2 separate regions of the Homo sapiens genome follow, and region 2 is linked to region 1. Evidence: read pairs that join two places in POLR2A ChIA-PET (ENCODE). Cell type or tissue: OCI-LY7. All regions are shown on one strand. Each heading gives the region's core, and the rest is flanking DNA. Links, peaks and the distances in the headings are about the cores only. Region 1 overlaps FBXW11 (F-box and WD repeat domain containing 11). Region 2 overlaps EFCAB9 (EF-hand calcium binding domain 9).

Region 1 (16,515 bases), core at 5,242-10,241:
TCATCTTTTTGTCCTATTTTTCCTTTCATCTTCATTTTCCCACTTATTTTGTTTTTAATCTTCCTACACTGTATATGTCACTGTAATCACTCAAATCCTTTTTCTGAAATAAACTAAGGTTTCTGTATATGTTACCAGCAGCAAAAGTCATTACGTTTTTGCAGGCAGTGAGGAGGAAAAAAAAAAATTTATTACATTTTTGAACTGAGAAAAAGGGAAAAGTTGAAAATTAACAACTATAGGGAGGCTGGGCATGGTGGCTCACACCTGTAATCCCAACACTTTGGCAGGCCAAGGAGGGTGGACTGCTTGAGCACAGGAGTTCAACACCAGCTTGGGCAACACAGTGAAACCTTATCTCTACAAAAGATACAAAAAATTAGCTGGGCCTGGTGGTGTACAACTGTAGCACCAGCTACTCAGAAGGCTGAGGTGGGAAAATCACCTGAGCCTGGGAAGTCGAGGCTGCAGTGAGCCGAGATTGTGTTATTGCATTCCAGCCTGGACAGCTCACACCTGTAATCCCAGAATTTTGGGAGGCTGACACAGGAGAATTGCTTGAGCCCAGGAGTTTGAGACCAGCCTGGGCAACACGGTGAAACCCTGTCTCTACAAAAGATACAAAAATTTAGCTGGGCGTGGTGGTGTACACCTGTAGCACAGCTACTCTGAAGGCTGAGGTGGGAAAATCACATGAGCCTGGGAAGTCGAGGCTGCAGTTAGCCGAAACTGTTACTGCATTCCAGTCTGGACAGCTCACACCTGTAATCCCAGAATTTGGGGAGGCTGAGGCAGGAGAATTGCTTGAGCCCAGGAGTTTGAGACCAGCCTGGTCAACACAATGAGACCTCGTCTCTACAAAAATAAATAAATAAATAAATAAATAAATAAATAAATAAGCCGGGTGTGGTGGCGCACACCTCTGGTCCCAGCTACTAGGGAAGCTGAAGTAGGAGGATCGCTTGAGCCCCGGAGGTCAAGGCTACAGTGAGCCAAGATCATGCCACTGCACTCCACCCTGGGCAACAGAGTGAGACTCTGTCTCATAAAAAAAAAAAAAAAAAAAAAAAAAAGTTAAAACTATAGGACTAAAACTTTTTTTTTTTTGAGACAGAGCCTCACTCTGTCACCCAGGCTGGAGTGCAATGACGCGATCTTGGCTCACTGCAACCTCCGCTTCCTGGCTTCAAGTGATTCTCCTGCCTCAGCCTCCCAAGTAGCTGGGATTACAGGCGCCCACCACCACACCTAGCTAATTTTTGTATTTTTAGTAGAGATGGGGTTTCCCCATGTTGGCCAGGCTGGTCTTGAACTCCTGACCTCAGGTGATCCACCCACCTCGGCCTCCCAAAGTGCTGGGATTACAGGCGTGAGCCACCGTGCCTGGCCAGGACTAAAACTTTAATACCAGTTGTTAGTGCCATGAAATGTGTCATCATTGACTTTGGCAAACTAACAACCACCTGTGGACATTCCAGCAGCCAGGTTATTGCTTCACCATCTATCATAAATAAACTGTGTAGGCTTTAACTCAGAAGAACGCATATGCACAGAAGTACTGTGCTTTCAAGGACCACTTACTTGGAAAGAATACAGAATATCACAAAAGAGAGAGTACTGTGGCACAGTGGAAAGATCACAGGTTTGTTTTGGGTTTTATTTCATTCTGTTTTTTAATTGAGGCAAAAACACACTGAACTTGAATCTAACCAGCCTCTGATCTAGCTAAAATTTATAAGAAATACAAAGAGGAACAAAATATGTAGACCAAATGAGAACATAATCTGCAACACCCAGAAAGTGGGAAGTTATACAGAACAAATAAGCAACCTAGCTTCTTCAATAAATAAATGGCAAGGAAAAAAAGATGGGAGAGGCGATTTTTATAGATTCAAAGAGATATAAGAAACTATTCACTATAAGCAATCTGTGACCTAAGTCTGGATCCTGAATTCAAAAGACAAGCTAATGCAATAATTTGAGGAAAGCTAAAGACAAATTCCAATAGAGGGCATCCTACAATGTACCTGAGTGGTACTCCTCAAAACAGTCAAGGTCATAAAAAAAGAGGACAGTCTGAGAAACCATAACAGCCAAGAGCAGCTTAAGGACACACAACAGCAAAGTGTAAGGATGGTATCCTGGATGAGATCATAGACCAGAAAAAGGACATTAAGTAAAAACTAAGGAAATCTGAATAAATCTTGGACTTTAGTTAATAATAATGCATCAATACTGGTTCATTGATTGTAACAATGTATCACACTAACATAAATGCTAATCATAATGAAAACTGGGGAGTGTTGGGGAGGTAAGGGGGATTGAGAATTCTGTACAACCTACTCAATTTTTCTGTAAGTTTCTGTAAATCTAAAACTGTTCTAAAAATAGACTATTAATTTAAAATATATTTATGAAACAGGCAAATATGAACATTATTTGATATTTAAAAATTATTAGTTTTTTAGATGCAAATAATGGAATGATATATATGTGTGTGTATGTTTTTAAGTCTTCGTTTTTGAGTACTTATCTTTTACAGAAATTCATGGATAGATGGATGGATCAAGTTAAGAGGGGAGATTAGAGCAATGTTTCCCAAAGTTTGGTACTCAAGATGATTTTTGGTGGTACATGAAGATTCTTTTAATGTTTCATAGCTACATGTTTAATTTAAATATATATTGTAAAAACATAGGTCAGGCACAGTGTCTCACGTCTGTAATCCCAGCACTTTGGGAGACCGAGGGTGGCGAATCACCTGAGGTCAGGAGTTTGAGACCAGCCTGACCAACATGGAGAAACCCCATCTCTACTAAAAACACAAAATTAGCCGGGCGTGGTGGCACATGCCTGTAATCCCAGTTCCTTGGGAGGCTGAGGCAGGAGAATCACTGGAACCCAGGAGGCGGAGGTTATGGTGAGCCGAGATCACACCATCGCACTCCACCCTGGATGACAGGAGCGAAACTCCGTCTCAAAAAAAAGAAAAAAAAAAAAATACACACACACACACATATATACAGGTAGCACATCAAACACATGATTTTATAGGTTTTAATTGCTTATAAGTTTCCCTTATACATAAATTTCTTGAAGCTAAAAAAAAAACAGGAAGAAGCCGAGCATAACCTATGCCTACAGTTTCAGCTACTCAGGAGGCTGAGGCAAGAGGATCACTTGAGGCCAGGAGTTAGAGGCTGCAGTGTGCTACGACTGCACCTATAAATATTCACTGCACTTCAGCCTGGGCAACATAACAAGACCTCATCTCTTAAAAACACAGAGAGAGATATCATTGTCAAAAAAACATGCAAAGGTTGGTTAAGATCCCAAGTCTAACACTATGTGACCTCTTTTGAGAATTTCGATCTTGTTGCCCAGGCTGGAGTGCAACGGCACTTTCTCGGCTCACTGCAACCTCAACCTCCCAGGTTCAAGTGATTCTCCTGCCTCAACCTTCCAAGTGGCTAGGACTACAGGCACGCGCCACCACGCCCGGTTAATTTTGTATTTTTAGTAGAGACAGGGTTTCACTGTGTTGGTCAGGCTAGTCTCGAACTCCTGACCTCAAGTGACCCACCCGCCTCGGCCTCCCAAAGTGCTGGGATTACAGGCGTGAGCCACCACGCCTGGCAATACTATGTGACCTCAAGCAAGTTATATAACCTAAGAGTCAGCTGTTTAAATGGCTGGAGAGGTACAAGACCTGCTATATTAAAAGAGACATCCAATAAACAATAGCTGTGAAATTACTAAATAAAAATCAACCTAAAACTCCAACAAAGAAGCCATATGCCACTAGAAAAGAATGGAGCTGGGAGAACAAGGAAGGGAAGGAACATGAGAGTTTACAGAGGCAGTTTAGGCAGAGGCAGTCAAGGCTTCCCCCTTTTCTTCTCAATCTACCCAAATGCAGAGAATCTGCTGCTGGCCAGCCACAGCCTGGAGATCCTGCTGCTCCTGAGCCTCAGGCTCTCTCGAGTGCTGCTGGCTAAGATGTGGTTATTACAGAGGTGGGGCCTCTAGAACAATCAGAAGAGTTTTTCTTACCCCATGCTGGTGTGAGAAAGAGCACAGGCATTACAGTAAAAATGAATAAGTAAAATGTAAGTAAATAAAATCTATCACTTTGCTATCTACGTGACCTTGGGCAAAAATTAATCACCTCCAGTTCCTACTTCTTCCCATGCTAAAATGTGGAAAACAAGTCTACCTTTCAAGGTTACAGTAAAGGTTAAAAGAAACAGGGGGTGTAAATCTGGCAAACAGTAGGTATTTAACAAATACTAGTTCTCTCCTCCCTCCTTATTTTGGCAGGATGACAAGAGAAACTCTTGGTGAATAAAAGGGATTAGGGCGAACAAAAATCATAAAGAATAGCATTTCCAAAAGTGTGTCTCTTGGATCACACAGATTTCGAACCAAATATATGGGGGGAGGAATTCTGGGATCAGAAAGTTTGGGAAATGTTGGGAAACACATTATTAAAATGATGATTATCAGGTGAGTTTCCAAAAGGAGACTATATACAGCATTTACTAACAACTCACAGGAATAATCAACCTATTAATCACTAAAACACATGAGGATGGAAGGATGGAGAGAGGGAGGGGAGGAAGGGAGGAAGAAGGAGGGGAAGGCAGCAGTTAAGGCCATGACAACTCCTTCAAAATGATAGTTGAAGTAACAGTGAGATAAAACTATCTGGACGACTTACAAGTCAACGACAGTTTTAAAATCTGGTTTAGAACCAGAGAGGGGAGAGGGGATGCTTTTTCAACTTCTGAAAGAAGTTTCTGATGCCAATTATTTAATTTTCAGGATCAAGTCAATTACGAGATGGTACTGAAACAGAAAACACCAAGAGTTTAAGTAGCAAATATACTCACTTTGGAAGTAGAAATAGCCTTTTGATATAAGATAGTAATTCTCATTTGCTCTTCCAAATTTATTCCCTCATTCGACTGGGCAACTGCTTGGCAAGCACTGTGATAGATGCTGTTATGGATTGCATATGTCCTCCAAAAAGCATGTGTTGGAAACTTAATCCCAAATCTAACAGTGCTGGGAGGTGGGGCTTAATGGTAAGTGTTTAGGTCATGAGGGCTCCACTCTCATGAATGGATTAATGCCAATTATAAAAGGGTTTCAGGCTGCAAGTTCAATCTCTTGCTCTATCAAGCAAAGCTCTCTCACGCCCTTCCATCTTCTGCTGGGATAATGCAGCAAGAAGGCCCTTTTGAGATTCAGGTCCCTTAACCTTGGACTTCCCAGCCTCCAGGTGAGCTCTAAGACATAAATCTCTGGGCCGGGTGTGGTCGTTCACGCCTGTAACCCCAGCAATTTGGGAGCCCAAGGCAGGTGGATCACCTGAGGTCAGGAATTTGAGACTAGCCTGACCAACACAGTGAAATCCCATCTCTACTAAAAACACAAAATTAGCCAGGTGTGGTGGTGCATGTCTGTAATCCCAGCTACCTGGGAGGCTAAGGCAGGAGAGTCGCTTGAACCTAGGAGGCAGAGGTTGAAGAGAGCCAAAATGGTGCAGCCTGGGCAACAAGAGTAAAACTCCAACTCAAAAAAAAAAAAAGAAATCTCTGGCCAGGCAGGGTGGCTCACGCCTGTAATCCCAGCAATTTAGGAGGATGAGACAGGAAGATCACTTGAGCCCAGGAGTTTAAGACCAGCCTGGGCAACATAGGGAGACCCCACCTTCACAGAAAATTTAAAAATTAGTCGGGTATGGTGGCACGTGTGGATCGCTTGAACCCTGCCTAGAAAGGTGAGGCTGTAGTGAGCCATGACTGCACCACTGCACTCCAGCCTGGGCAACAGAGCAAGACCATGTCTCAAAAAAAAAAAAAAAAGAAAGAAAGAAAAGAAAAAAGAAAGAGGAAGAGAAAGAAATCTCTGTTCTTTATAAATTACCCAGTCTCAGGTATTTTGTTATAGCAGCACAAAACAAACTAAGACAGATGCTGGGAATGAATATGCCATGAACTGAAGATGACAAAACAGATATGATCCTCGCCCCCATGGAGATTACTTTCTAATAAGAGCTGATTGTCTAGCAGGGGATTACGCAATACATTTGTGTATCAGTCCGTTTCATGCTGCCAATAAAGACATACCTGAGACTGGGCAAGTTACAAAAGAAAGAAGTTTAACTGGACTTACAGTTCCACATGGATGGGGAGGCCTCATAATCATGGCAGAAAGCAAGGAGGAGCAGGTCACATCTTAAGTAGAATGGCAGCAAGCAAAGAGAGAGAAGCTTGTGCAGGGAAACTCCCCTTTTTAAGAAAGATCAGATCTCGTGAGACTTATTCACTATCACGAGAACAGCATGGGAAAGACCTGCTCCCATGATTCAATCACCTCCCACGGGGTCCCTCCCACAACACATGGGAATTCAAGATGAAATATGGGTAGGGATACAGCCAAACCATATCAATTTGTAAACTACAGTTACATTAACAGCTGTAAAAATAAAAAAAGAACTGACTGCTGCTAGAGCATGACAAGGGAACTTAATCTATAAGGGTACCTAGGGGACCCAGGCATGGCTCCTAAGGAGTTGACACTTCAGCTCAACTCTAAAGGACAAGCAGAGGTTAACTAGACAAGGAAGAAAGGGTGACCCCTCCCTAATAATGAGAACAAATTATAATGCTTGTTGTAACCCTCAAGCAGGTTCAGAGGAACAGAGAAAAAGAAAAAAAAATCACTGTGACTCAAGTGCAGAAAGCGAGGGTGAAAAAGAGCAAAAATAGACAAGACTCAGGAGGAAAACAGAGGTGTCAAAGTTGGGGTTACTGACTGATGCAACCAAAATCATCAAAGGAATATCAAAGTAAAAGACAAACTACATTGGCACTTGAAACCTGTCCAGTGGTGCCCTCCACATATATAAGTTTTTTCAAGGTATTTCTATAAACATAATACAGGAAAAAACTGGACGAGAAATAGGGTTCAGTGCATATTAAGAAATAAAAGCCCACCTGAGAAGGGGAAGGAATTCCCAACAGAACCCCACCTCAAAGCAGCAAAGGCTAGTAGTAGGAGTGAGAGTCCTTGAAGCTGTCAGTGAAGCCAACAGCAACTGATCCTAAAGTGTCTCACAGAGAGCATCCAGAGCCAGAGTCTACGCAGAGAAGGGACCCAATTTCCATTTGCCATGGACAGTATGCAGAGTGAGGCAAACACTTCCACAGCTGGCTTTTAACAAAAATGGCCATTTCAATCACAAAAGGGCAGCAGCAGTGCCCCAGTCACGACAAAATCAGAAGTTCCTCACCCTAGTGATTTCCTTCCGCTACACTCCCCCATGCACCTAGAAGCAGCAGAGCAGAACTACAGCTAATTTTAACACTTCTCTTTCTTCACAAAAGAAATACGAATAGCCACAAACATTAGAAAAATACATCCAATGTCACTAGTAACTTAAATCTTTAAATCTTTAATTAAACTGAGATTTTTTGATTTATTAAAACCCTAAAATGGCATAAACATGAAGAAAGCATGTTTCATGCAGAGAATATAGTCTGTCATGTCACATCATGTTCATAAAGGTTAAGAACAGTGGGTAAAACCTTTGGCTATATGAAATACTCATGCTCTTAAAAAAAGTTAGAGACCATCCTGTGCAACATAGGGAGACCCCATTTTGTCTCTACAAAAACCCTATATTTTGTCTCTACAAAACTTCAAAAATTAGCCAGTCATGGTGTTGCATGCCTGTAGTCCCAGCTACTCAGTCAACTGAGGTGGATCACTTGAGCCTGGGAGGTCAAGGTATGAGCCACAATCATGCTACTGCATTCCAGCCTGGGAAACAAAGACCCTCTCTCAAAAAATAAATATATACATACATAATACATACATACATACATACATATGTACATGTATATGTATAGATGAAGGAAGGGAAGAATACATACCATATATTAATAGTAGTTATAATGGAAACTTTGTTCTTTTTCCATCTTACTTTACGTTTTTCATTACATTTTTCCATCTTATTTTACATTATATTTATTTTCATTTTTTCTATAATAAATGTGAATTGCTTCTGTAAAAAAAGGTAAGTTCCTATTCAATAATTTTGCAATTATTTTTTAATATATGTGTAAATAATGGTGGTGGACTAACTGGTTAACAACATGGGGGAAAAACGAACTTTGATCCCTACCGCAACCATAAAAAACAATTATTTTGAGATAGTAAAACCCTAAGACTTGTTTGAAAGCCTTGTTCCCTGGTGCCGTAAAGAAATGGCACTTGAACATAAATTTAATTTTCTCAGCAAGGCCATTTTTCTATTTTCTGCAGAAAGGGTACACTCGCCAGCAGCTTAGCCACGAGAGTACACTGAACAAACGAGACAGGGTCATTTATAACCTGACATGTCCACCCTACTGCCGTGTCCAGTTTCAATTGGCTGGAACAGGACCTCACATTTTGTATTTGTCCCGATTGGCTAGCAACTTAGAACTTTTTAAAAGAGGCAAAGGCAGAGGAGAACAAAGGAAGAAGGAAGTAACTTGTGGAATGCTGAGAAAGGTAAAAACACCTTCAAATAAGGAAGAGGAACAGGCTATGACCTAATGCTTGCTTGGACCAGTATAAGCATGCCAGGGCAAATACTTAAGCTAAATTGTGGGAGCTAAGAACATAAAGTATATTGATTTCTTTATTACAGCTAGCAGATATTTAAGAATGATGGTACAGGTCTTTGAATAAATTTTGCTTTTAAGAGAAGTTACTATTTATTCCTAACTAGATGGGGAGGAAAGTCTTTGAAGACAAACCTCTACTTTACTTTTTACAGACTTCTAGAAATAAATAAAATTACCTTGAAGACCTTAAAATTTATCAAACAGGACATGAAATACAGTAACCATGAAATAAAAAATTGGACTTCATTAGTATTAAGACCTGCTATCCATCAAAAAACATGATTAAGACAGTGGAAAGGCAAGCCACAAAACAGGAGATGTCTGCAATATACGCATCTGACAAAGGACTAATTTCCAGACTATAAAAAGACTCATAAATTAGTAAGAAGAAAACTCAATTTTTTTTATAAAGTCAAAAAAGGCGTATCTCTAAAAAGGATATTCAAGTGGGCAATAGGCACATAGAAATGTAAATTAAAACCACAATGAAATACCATTTCACACCTATGAGAATGGCTAAAATTAAAAAGACTGACAATGCCAATTGCTGACTAGGATGTAGAGCAACTAAACTCATATTGCCAGAGGAAGTATAAGAATGTACAACCACTTTGGGAAAAGATCTGGCAGTTTCTTGAAACACAAAATATACATCTTGTGACATAAGAAACATATATTTGATCTTTGCTGCCCTGATGACCCCCATTACTGGCACAAAAGCGAAAATTCTTGGAATTGCCTGAGTGATAGTATTGAGAGGAGCATCTTTTGTTATTCAAAATAAGCCACTTTCAACCATACTAGAGTTTATGCTAATAAGGTGACTCTTGGAAGATGGGGGCTGGCTGCTAGAGGAACCATGATCCAAATTTTCACTGCCCCCACCACCATCTCCGGGAAAAGGAAAGGGACTGGAGACGGGAGAGGAGCTAGGAATTGAGTTAATCACCAATGCCCAATGATTAATCATTAATTAATCATTAATCATTCCTAGGTAATGTGACCTCCATTAAAAAAAAAAATCTTAAAGGGCAGGGTTCAGAGAACTTCTGGGATGGCAAACATATGCCTCTACCAGGAGGATGGTATACCCCAACTTCACAGAGACAGAAGCTCCTGCACCCAGGACCCTTCTAGACCTTGCCCTACATACCTCTTAGTCTGACTATTCAGTTGTATCCCTTATAATGTTCTTTTTAAAAACCAATAAATGTAAGTAAAGTATTTCCCTGAGTTCTGTGAGCCTTTACAGCAAATTACTGAACATGAGCAGGTGATCATGAGACCCCTCAAGTTATAACCAAAAGTACCCTGGCAACTTAGGACTTGTGACTGGCACCTTAAGTGGGGGCAGTCTTTTGGTTAATTTAAGGGATCTCACTAGCTCCAGGTAAATACAGTCAGAATTGAATTGAACTACAGGACACCCAGTTGGTGTCTGCAAATAACTGAAGAATTGCTTTGGTGTGGAAACAAAAAACATTTGGAGTCAGGAATGATGTTAGCGTATAGAAAAATAGTTTGTTCCTTTACATTTACTCTATCTCAGCAATCCACTACTAAGTATACCCAAGAGAAAAAAGATGTCCTCACAAAGATCTGAATACAAATGCTCACCCAAGTTTTATTCATAATAGCCAAACGCAGGAAACAGCCTAAACATCCATCAGTAGAATTGGTAAACAGTTATATACTCATATAATGCAATGCTACTAAGCAATAAAAAGGAATGAACTGATACAACAAGAATGAATCTAAGATAAGTCAAACATAATAGAGTGCATACAGTATGTGCATCTTGTATGATTCCATCTTATATGAAATTCCAGAACATATTTAACTAATCTATAGTTATAGAAGGCAGGTTATTTAGGGCTGGGGCAGAGAAATGACTGAAAAGGGGAACAGGGAAGTTTTTTGGGGTGACGGAAATGTTCCATATCTTGATAGCAGTAGTGGTTATGTGAGTATATATATTTCTCAAAACTCAAACAGTACACTTAAAATGAGTGGATTTTATTGAATGTAAACCATAATAAAGCTGATTAAATAAAAAACAGAAACCACAATACAGATACTACCACGCACCCATTAGAAGGGTTAAATTTTATTTTATTTATTTTTATTTTTATTTATTTATTTATTTTTTTGAGACAGAGTTTTGCTCTTGTTGCCCAGGCTAGCATGCAATGGCATAATCTCAGCTCACTGCAACCTCCGCCTCCTGGCTTCAAGCAATTCTCCTGCCTCACTCAGCCTTCCACCAAGTAGCTGGGATTACAGGAATGCACCACCACCCAGCTAATTTTGTATTTTTAGTAGATACGGGGTTACATCTTGTTGGTCAGGCTGGTCTCAAACTCCTGACCTCAGGCAATCCACTCCTAAAGTGCTGGGATTACAGGTGTGAGCCACCACGCCCAGCCAGAAGGGCTAAATTTTAAAGGACTAAAAATACCAAGTGATGGCTAGAATGCTCTACATTAGAGATGGAACCAACTGGAGTACAGACATTTAGAAGACAGTTTAGCAGTGTGGTGTTATGACACATACATACTGGTTTTCATCCAATGCAGCAAAACTCCCACAGCCCTTGTTACAGTGTTTTGTTATAATGTTAGGTAAGTTAGGCCTCAGGAAACGGAATCTCGGTGACCTTCTCCAGCCCTCCTTTGACCTGACCCGAGGCACGACTCTAATCTTTAAGATCCTCTGCAGAGAGGGTCCTGCCTTATACCCCAGGGGAAGGCATGCCGATGTCATGAAGCTTCCATAAAAACCTAAGATGTGAGCAGTGGCTCATTCCTGTAATCCCACCACTTTGGGAGGCCAAGGCAGGTGGATCAGTTGAGCCCAGGAGTTTGAGACCAGCCTGGGAAACATGGAACACCTGGTCTATACAAAAAAATGAAAAATTAACCGAGTGCACACCTGTGATCCAAGCTACTCAGGAGACTGAGGCAGGATTGCTTAAGCCCGAAAGGTCAAGGCTGTGGTGAGCTGTTTGTGCCGCTACACTCCAGCCTAGGCAACAGAGCAAGACCGTCTCAAAAACAAAACAAAACAAAAAAACCAAGAGGACAGGGTTCTAGACAGATGAACAGGTGGAGGTTCCTGGAGGGTGGCACACTCACAGAGGGCATGGAAGCTCTGCCCCATACCTCACCCTACACATCTCTTCATCTATATCCTTTGTAATAATATCCTTTATGATAAACTGGTAAATGTTACCTGTTTCCCTGAATTCTGTGAGCCTTTCCAGCAAATTAATTGAACCCACAGTATGGGTAGCGGGAACCCCAACTTGAAGCAAGTTGGTCAGAAGGACAAAAGCCCAGGCTTGCCACTGGTATGTGGGGTAGGGGGGCAATCTCGGGGACCAAGCCCTCAATCTGTGGGATCGGACACTATCTCTAGGTAGATTGTGTCGGAATTGAATTGGGGAACACACAGCTGGTGCCCGCTGCAGAACTGATTGCTCACTAGTGGTGGAGAGAAACCCACTCCCACACATTTGGTCACAGAAGCCTTCTTCTGTGTTCATGACTGCTGTTGTACTGGTTTGAGAGCAGAGGAAAAACATGGTTTGAGAGTTTTTCCCAAAACAAGCAGTATCTATTAAAGCTAAATATATGCCTACCCCCATTACCCAGTAATTCTGTTGGGTTCTCATACCCAAGAGAAACAAGTGCTCATGTCTACCTTAGAATTGCTGTCCACAGTAGCAGACAAAAATTAGAAGCAACTCACGTATTCATCAATAACAGCCAAGTACTCAGCAACCCAAGCATTTCATCAACCAAGTAAAACAAACAAACTGAATATTTACAATGGAATAATGCATAGAAAAAAAAAAACTACAGCCACACATAATAAAACGGATGAATTTTACAGACATAATAATAATGAGTGGGGGAACAAAACCACAAGAGTATATACTCTATAATCCTATTTACATAAATTTCAAAAACAGACATAACTAGCCTACAGTGAAAGAGGTCAGAAAAGGCCTTTAAGAAGAGAGTTCATTGACTGGATGAGCTACAGGCAAGAGGAAGCCTTGAAATGCTCTGGAAAAGGTCTATAATTTGATCTAGGTAGTGGTTACACGATGTGCTGTGCACACATGTAAAAATTCATTGAGCTGTACACTTAAAACATGTATTCTTTAATGTAAGTTATACACAATAAAACATACCTATACAAATGCTCTTTTAACCAATCTCTGTTTATCCTCCAAAGCCGGAAGCTTATTACACAGTAGCCAGGCATGGCTTGTCAGTCAATCTCACTTCTAGTCTACCCATTTACATGTACTTCATGTCTATCTCCCTCAGCATGTGTGGGCTGGAGGTAATACTAAATATCCAGAATAATGGCACCGGTAATGGAACTAGATAAAGTCATGCTCCAATCAGGGAGAATTTCTGACAAAATAGTTATAAACAGTCTAGATGATCATAATATGGTATAATTTTAAGTGTGGGGGAAAGGACCTTATGAATTCACTATCCTTTTAACTTCTAGTAGCGATTGTAGGAAAATTAAATACATGCAGCAAGCTCCTTAAAAATAAGTATATAGCTTTCCAATCTTGTTTAAAAATTTAGCTCCATAATTATAAGGAAAATTATAGAAAAAAAGAATCGCACTATAAATATTTACTTTATGCACAATTTTCAAAAATAAAGGCAGGTCGAAGTTACATTTTTTGCAGAAGCATGTTATTTGCATATTATAAAACTAAGCTTTACGGTGACGACATGCCTAAAACTATTACTACTGCCTTCCAAAATTAACCAACAGGTTATAAAAACAAGCAGTTAACTTTCAGACACTGATTTATGAAGGCAAAGCTTTTCAGAAACAGGACTCTCTTAATAGTCTGATTTACATTCATATCAATACAAACACACATATACGCACAGCTATCAACACAGTCATCCACTCTACATCTAAAATGTCTCATTTCCTCCTCTTCATACCATCTGTTACTATCTCATCTTTCCTTCCCTGGGACATTCCAACAGTAAATGAATCAGTCCCCCTGCTCCAATTTGCCCTGCTCTAAAGCATCCTCTAATCTGACAACTGGAGTGATCTTTGTAAACCACAGATCTTGCTCTAATGTTCACAGTCACCTCCCTTCTCAACCACATCCACCACCCTCATACCTCCTCCAATCTAGGCAGGGATCACACGCTCAAAAACTTACATGTGGCTCACACCTGTAACCCCAACAGCTCAGGAGGCCTGGGCAGGAAGATTGCTTGAGGCCAGGAGTTTGAGACCAGCCTGGGCAACAGTGAGACCCAGTATCTAAAAAAAATTATAAAAATAGACCAGATGCAGTGGCTCACACCTATAATCCTAACACTTCAGGAGGTTGAGAGATAAGGATCATTTGAAGCCAGTTCAAGACCAGCCTGTGCAACACAGCAAGACTTCGTCTCTACAAAAAAAAAATTAAAAAATTAAAAAATTAGCTGGGCATGGTGGCATGCTGCTGTAGTCCCAGCTACTTGGAGGCTGAGGTGGGAGGATGGCTTGAGCCCAGGAATTAGAGGCTGCAGTAAGCTATGACTGCACCTCTGCACCACTTCAGTCTGGGGAACAGAGCAAGAAGACCCTGTACCGAAAAATAAAATATGATTTTAAAACTTAGCCAGACATGGTGGCATGCACCAGCAGTCCCAACTACTTGGGAGGCTAAGGCAGGAAAATAGCTTACGTCCAGGAGGTCAAGGCTGCAATGAGCCATGATCACACCACTGTACTCCAGCCTGGGTGGCAGAACAAGATTCTGACCCAAAAAAATAAAAATTAAAAATGTATATGACCAATTAGATAAAGTGAAATTGGTCTCATAGGAGTTACGTACAGGAAAGTACAAGCTCTGACTCAAAAGGACAGCTACTACTGAGCTCCAATTTTCAAACAAAACCACAAATTAGTGTTTTCATATGAAATGTCCCAATTTTTAAAATCTGGCCAGGAGCGGTGGCTCACATCTATAATACCAGCACTTTGGGAGGCCAAGGCAGGTGGATCACTTGAGGCCAGGAGTTTGAGACCAGCCTGGCCAACATGGTGAAACCCCATCTCTACTAAAAATACAAAAATTAGCCGGGCATGGTGGTATGCACCTGTAGTTGCAGCTACTCAGAAGGCTGAGGCCTAAGAATCACTTGAACCTGGGAGGTGGAGGTTGCAGTGAGATCACACCATTGTACTCCAGCCTGGGTGACAGAGTGAGACTCTGTCTCAAAAACAAATAATAAATAAATAAATAAAATCCGTGTGGACCAGGCCAGGTGTGGTGGCTCACCCCTGTAATCCCAACACTTTGGGAGGCCAAGGAGGATGGATCATCTGAGGTCAGGAGTTCAAGACCAGCCTGGCCAACATGGCAAAGCCCCATCTCTGCTAAAAATACAAAAATTAGCCAGGCATGGTGGTGTGCGCCTGTAGTCCCAGCTACTTAGGAGGCTGAGATAGGAGAATCGCTTGAACCTAGGAAGTAAGGGTTGCAGTGAGCCGAGATGGCGCCACCGCACTCCAGCCTGGGCAACAGAGTGAGACTCCGTCTCAAAAAAAAAAGAAAAAAAAAATCCGTGTGGACCACATAAAATATGTTTGTGAAGCTCTACCTATCCACAGGTTATTAGCTTGCATCTTATGACATAAAGCAGGGATCCCCAACCCCAGGCTGTGGACTGGTATCAGTCTGTGACCTATTAAGAACTGGGCCTCACAGCAGGAGATGAGCAGGAGGCAAAGCTTTATCTGTATTTACAGCTGTCCCCTAACACTCGCATTACCACCTGAGCTCTGCCTCCTGTCAGATGATCAGCCCAGGCATTAGATTCTCACAGAAGCAGGAACCCTACTGTGAACTGCGCATGTGAGGGATCTACGTTGCATGCTCTTTAAGAGAATCCAGCTAATGCCTGATGTCTAAGGTGGAACAGTTCCATCCCCACTCCCCGTGCCTGGTCTGTGGAAAAACTGTCTTCTAGGAAACTGGTCCCTGGTGCCAAAAAGGTTGGAGACCAATGACCTAACGGGATAAAGTTCAAGATTTAGTTATAACCTGCCTTTTCAAATTCATCACCCATACTCCCTTCCACACAAGCAATACTCCGGCAATACACAGAATTACTTACTTGTCTCCCAGATAGACAACAAACACCACTGTCTGCAAACCGTTGTTCACTTGGTTCCCTTTGCTATGAAGCTCCACTATCCCAATACATCCATGTTTACGTCTAACTTCTGCTCGAGCCTCAAAGGGTAAGTTTTTTTGGGTTTTTTTTGTTTGTTTGTTTTTTTGAGGCGGAGTGCCACTCTACTGCCCAGGCTGGAGTGCAGTGGCACAATCTCAGCTCACTGCAACCTCCACCTCCCGGGTTCAAGCGATTCTCTTTGCCTCAGCCTCCCGAGCAGCTGGGATTACAGGCACCCACTACCATGCCCAGCTACTTTTTTTGTATTTTTAGTGAGACGGGGTTTCGCCATGTTGGTCAGTCTGGTCTCAAACTCCTGACCTCAGGTAATCCGCCCACCTCAGCCTCCCACAGTGCTGGGATTACGGGCGTGAGCTACCGCGCCCGGCCAAGGGTAAGTTTTTAAAATATCCCTTATGAAATTTCCTTCCTTTTCTAACTCCTACAACACTGTTTGTCTACTTCCCGTGATCCTTACAAGTTTTCACACTATGGTATACTTTTTTATGTAAAAGACTACAAGCTTCTGGAAGCAAGGTATGCATTTGATTCTGTTCTGTATTCCCCAAACAATACCTAGAACAGAGTACATGCTCAATAATGAATGG
Region 2 (5,000 bases), core at 1-5,000, 220 kb after region 1:
CCGGGAGGAGAAAATTGCAGACTCTGGTGGAATCCTGGCTCCACACCCATTATTCCTTGGTGATGTGGATAACACGTCATCGCCCTCTCTAAGTCTCATTTTCCTCATCTAGAGGTGAGGCTTCTCATAATGGAGTCCATCTCATAGTTGGAAAAAAAAAAGATAATGAGAGTATGGCAAATGCTTAGCACAGTGTCTGACACATCGTAAGGACTTAATAAGTGTTTGTTATTATTGTAATTATTATTCTTGGGAGCTGAGCCCCACTCAGGCATTAACTCTGGAGACCCCTCAGCAAGATTTATCTGTCATGTGGGAAGTTTGAATCTGATGAGCTGCAGGATCCCTTCTACTTATTGGTACTTGTGAATGACCAAAAATAAATAAATAAATAAATAAATAAATAAAAATAAATAAATAAATAAATAAATATAAAAGCTGCAGATCTCAGCCATGCTTGTTGAGTTCACAAACTAATAGAAGTCCAATTAAACACTTGAGGTTATTTTTAGGACTGAGTAGAAATAAGGTATCCTATCCATTCACTCGTTCTGACCTCAGAGAGAGAAATGTCATCCGTGAGTAAGGGGTTCCTCCGTCATGATTTTAAGGAGTTCATTCAATTTTTAAAAACAATTAAAAAAGAACACCTTCTTTCTCTCTTTACATAGAGATTTATGTACAGTGCATTGCCAAATCTTCGCAATAACCCTGCCCTAGATAAGGCAGCTGCAGGGGACCTAGTTGTAAATAAAAGGCTGAGATGGAAACGCAGGGCTCTCTGCCTGCAAAGCCCATGCTGAGTCTCTCTGGGATGCTTGAGGAGTTTAAGCTCCCTGGTAACCTCCCTGCTGATGCAGTACCCAGGAGGTAACGCCATGCTCATGTCTTCTGGTCACAGAGGGACTGGAGAGTGACCTGGAAGGGTGAAGGCACAGCCTTAATGTTTGCCTTCCTGTGGGGGAATGACTTAAGGTTTTGGAGACTTGGGTGAGCCAGAGTCCACCGGTTTCAAAACAGTCTTTTATTTATTTATTTATTTATTTATTGGGACGGAGTCTCGCTCTGTCGCCCAGAAGTGCAGTGGCCCAATCTTGGCTCATTGCAACCTCCACCTCCCGGGTTCAAGTGATTCTCCTGCCTCAGCCTCCTGAGTAGCTGGGACTACAGCTGTGCACCACCACACCCGCTAATTTCTGTATTCTTAGTAAAGACGGGCGGGGTTTCACTATGTTGGCCAGGCTAGTCTCTGTTGGCCAGGCTAGTCTCGAACTCCTGACCTCAAGTGATCCGCCCACCTCAGCCTCCCAAAGTGCTGGGATTACAGGCGTGAGCTATCACACCCGGCCTCAAAACAGTCTTTGTTAAGTAATTACTAAGTTGCACATGGAAACATTTCTCAAGCAGCAACTACACAAACATCACTGTGCATATATATGGTGTGTTGTTTCCAGGTGCTCATATCCAGAGAGGCGTGGAGAAGGAACATCAAGAGGCGGTCAGAAGCCCCCAAATCATGACATTGTGACTACTAATTTGCTGTGCTTTTAGCTGGCTTCAGCTGGGACTCCACATTACACAGATACGTTTTACCTATTCAGTGGAGACATTTCTTTTTTTTTTTTTTGAGACGGAGTTTCACTCTTGTTGCTCAGGCTGGAGTGCAGTGGCGCCATCTTGGCTCACTGTAACCTCCGCCTCCTGGGTTCAAGCGATTCTCCTCCCTAGTAGCTGGGATTACAGGCATGCACCACTACGTCCGGCTAATTTTGTATTTTTAGTAGAGACGAGGTTTCTCCATGTTGGTCAGGCTGGTCTTGAACTCGTGACCTCAGGTCATCCTCCTGCCTCGGCCTCCCAAAGTGTTGGGATTACAGGTGTGACCCACCGCACCTGCCCACTGGAGCCATTTCTTATGCAGGAGAGAGTTTCTGTCATCAGTGAGTAAGGGGAAACACATGTAGATAAACGTAAAAATCCCTTGTTACTGTAATTTGTACATACAACTGTAGACAGCCACACACCACTGTGTAAGTGTATTGCCATGCTTGTTTTTTTCATATTTTATTCATGATTAATGAGTGGCAGGCAAAAAACTTCTCTGTACTTGGTTTGCAACAAGATCTTGAAAATGAAAACAACAAAAAAGAAAACAACAAAAAACTTCCCAGTTCTTTAAAGAGTTTTTCAGTATTTTTTCTTCTGAATGTGTATGATTAAATATGCATTAACTAATGCACAAAAGATAGAGTTTCACCATGGAAAAAAACACCACGGTGAGGGAAATCCACACTCGAACCCCAGCTCTGCCACTTGCTATGTGAGGCACAACTTTTTTTTTTTTTTTTTAAACAGAGTTTCACTTTTGTTGCCCAGGCTGGAGTGCAATGGCACAATCTTGGCTCACCACAACCTCTGCCTCCCGGGTTCAAACAATTCTCCTGCCTCAGCCTCCCGAGTAGCTGGGATTACAGGCATGCGCCACCATGCCCAGCTAATTTTGTATTTTTAGTAGAGACGGGTTTTCTCCATGTTGGTCAGGCTGATCTCGAACTCGTGACCTCAGGTAATCCGCCTGCCTCAGCCTCCCAAAGTGCTAGGATTACAGGCATGAGCCACCGCGCCCAACGTGAGGCACACCTTTGCTGCTCAATGTGTGGTCCTCAGATTAGCCACAGCCACATCACCTAGGAGCTTGGAGAAATGGGCAGTCTCAAGTTCCATGCCAGATTTCTTGAATCAGAATCTGTAGTTTTATAATATCCCTCAAGTGACTGGTATCCCCATTACAGTTTGAGAAATGCTAATATAGACTAATTGATATCTGAGACTTACTATAAAGGGTATTGTGTCTGGTGTTGGTTCCTTCTGGTGGGTTCGTGGTCTCCCTGACTTCAAGATAAAGCCACAGACCCTCGCGGTGAGTGTTACAGCTCTTAAAGGTGGCACAGACCCAAAGAGTAAGCAGCATCAAGATTTATTGTGAAGAGTAAAAGAACAAAGCTCCTACAGCATGAAAGGGGACCCAAGCAGGTTGCCGCTGCTGCCTGGGGTGGCCAGCTTTTATTCCCTTATTTGTCCCTGCCCACGTCCTGCTGATTGGTCCATTTAACAGAGTGCTGATTGCTCCATTTTACAGAGTGCTGATTGCTGCATTTACAATCCTTTAGTTAGACACAGAGTGCTGATTGGTGCATTTACAATCCTTTAGCTAGACCTAGAGCACTCATTGGTGTGTTTTTACAGAGTGCTGATTCGTGCATTTACAATTCTTTAGCTAGACACAGAGTGCTGATTGTGTGTTTTTAAAATCCTCTTGCAAGACAGAAAAGTTCTCCAAGTCCCCACTCGACCCAGGAAGTCCAGCTGACTTCACCTCTCAGCATGATGCCACTTTCTCTGTAGGGTTGTCAGGATTTAGTGAAATGTGGCATTTAAAGTGCCTAACATGGCTGGGTGCACTGGCTCACACCTATAATCTCAGCAGTTTGGGAGGCAGAGGCAGGTGGATTGCTTGAGCCCAGGAGTTCGAGACGAGTCTGGGCAACATAAGGAGACCCCATCTCTACAAAAAATTAAAAAATTACCTGGACATGGTGGCATGCACCTGTGGTCCCAGCTACTTGGGAGGCTGGGGTGGGAGGATCATTTGAGCCTGGGAGGTTGAGTCTGCAGTGAGCTGTGAATGTGCCATTGCACTCCAGCCAAAAAATAAATAAAAAATAAAGTGCCTAACACATAAGGTGGTAAATAAGGTTTGGTCCCTTCCCCCTACAGCCAGATGCATTTGCTTTATACAAGCATGAGGCACATCAAGGCGTTTATAGACGGGGAATGACTTTTGTTGTTGTTGTTTTTGAGACGGAGTCTTGGTCTGTCGCCCAGGCTGGAGTGCAGCAGCACGATCTTGGCTCACTGCAACCTCCGCCTCCCGGGTTCAAGCAATTCTCTGCCTCAGCCTTCCAAGTAGCTGGGACTACAGGTGTGTGCCACCACGCCTGGCTAATTTTTGTATTTTTAGTAGAGACAGGGTTTCACCATATTGGCTAGGCTGGTCTCAAACTCCTGACCTCGTGATTTGCCCGCCTTGGCCTCCCAAACTGCTGGGATTACAGGCATGAGCTACTGTGCCTGGCCGAAGGGGAATGATTTTGTATTCCTCATTTTAATTATCTCAAGGGAAAGGCAAAGGAAAAATGTCAGCATCTCCAAGAAAGTGTTCTCAGTCCCCAGTGAGAATTAAGCTCTCCTTTCATACATAAGGAGCACTTTGTGCCCATTTTATATGTTAGCGCCTTGCCTTTTATCAGTGCTGTGTACATATCTGTCTGCTCCATGGAGTGTGTGAGCTGGGGGCAGGAGCCAAGCCCTGTCCACGATCTCATTCTCCACAACTCCAGGTCCAGTGCTTTTCCACAAGCTCAAGGGCGACGAAGGTTTCAGGAACTATAGAAAGTACAGTGGCAAAGCCAGAAACAAAATATTATCATCATTCTTCCTAGATCAATAAGCTTCCAACATCACTACCATTTACATGGCTTCTAGCTGTTTAGCATTTTGGAACTATATCCAAATAACACATCTCCTCACCTGCCCACCTTAACAGATGTGCTGTTCTATCACTTCCTTCATCATGTGACTGACTTGAAAAAGGCACAGATCAACATTGTGTTTGACATGCTGGACTGGAACGCTGTGGGCGAGATCGACTTTGAGAAGTTCTACATGCTGGTGTGCATGCTGCTGGCCCACCAGGCAAGTAGCCGCGCGGCTGCTGCCATCCTCTTGCTAATGGGAGCACTGAATTAGGAATGCATCAGAAGTTTTCCTCCTTTCACTAAAAAGAGGAAGAAAAGATGGGTGGTGGGGAAAATGAGTTTTGGTTCCCGAATGGTTCAGGTTTTTCAACAGCTTCTCCCTGAGGCAGCCCCAGCCTCTTGGCCGCCCTCCTACTCTGCCCACCCTCGTAAAGGACAGATGTGGCCCATCGCATCCCTTCT

The links. ChIA-PET counts read pairs that join two places held together with the same protein. Peaks named below come from ENCODE experiments on the same cell type or tissue, not always from the same donor. Only the 100,000 strongest peaks of a DNase experiment are listed, where the experiment ranks them.
Region 2: POLR2A ChIA-PET joins it to region 1 with 6 read pairs; 2 of 35 experiments call an interaction of 5 or more read pairs at or near these places.

The regions. Positions count from the first base shown.
Region 1 is chr5:171,971,456-171,987,970 of GRCh38, forward strand. All of the region lies in intron 1 of FBXW11 (F-box and WD repeat domain containing 11), which reads right to left. Among named protein-coding and RNA genes, the nearest start is that of FBXW11, 27 kb to the right of the region's middle. RefSeq lists enhancers at 8,949-9,517, 11,728-12,500. In OCI-LY7, for the core only: no CTCF peak of the experiment used is centred there; a DNase peak (open chromatin) is centred at 7,316; H3K4me3 peaks cover 1,547 bases; H3K27ac peaks cover 1,848 bases.
Region 2 is chr5:172,194,777-172,199,776 of GRCh38, forward strand. It overlaps EFCAB9 (EF-hand calcium binding domain 9), which reads left to right. Exons shown (of 4, transcript NM_001171183.2): 2 at 4,607-4,755. Among named protein-coding and RNA genes, the nearest start is that of EFCAB9, 3.1 kb to the left of the region's middle. In OCI-LY7, for the core only: no CTCF peak of the experiment used is centred there; no DNase peak of the experiment used is centred there.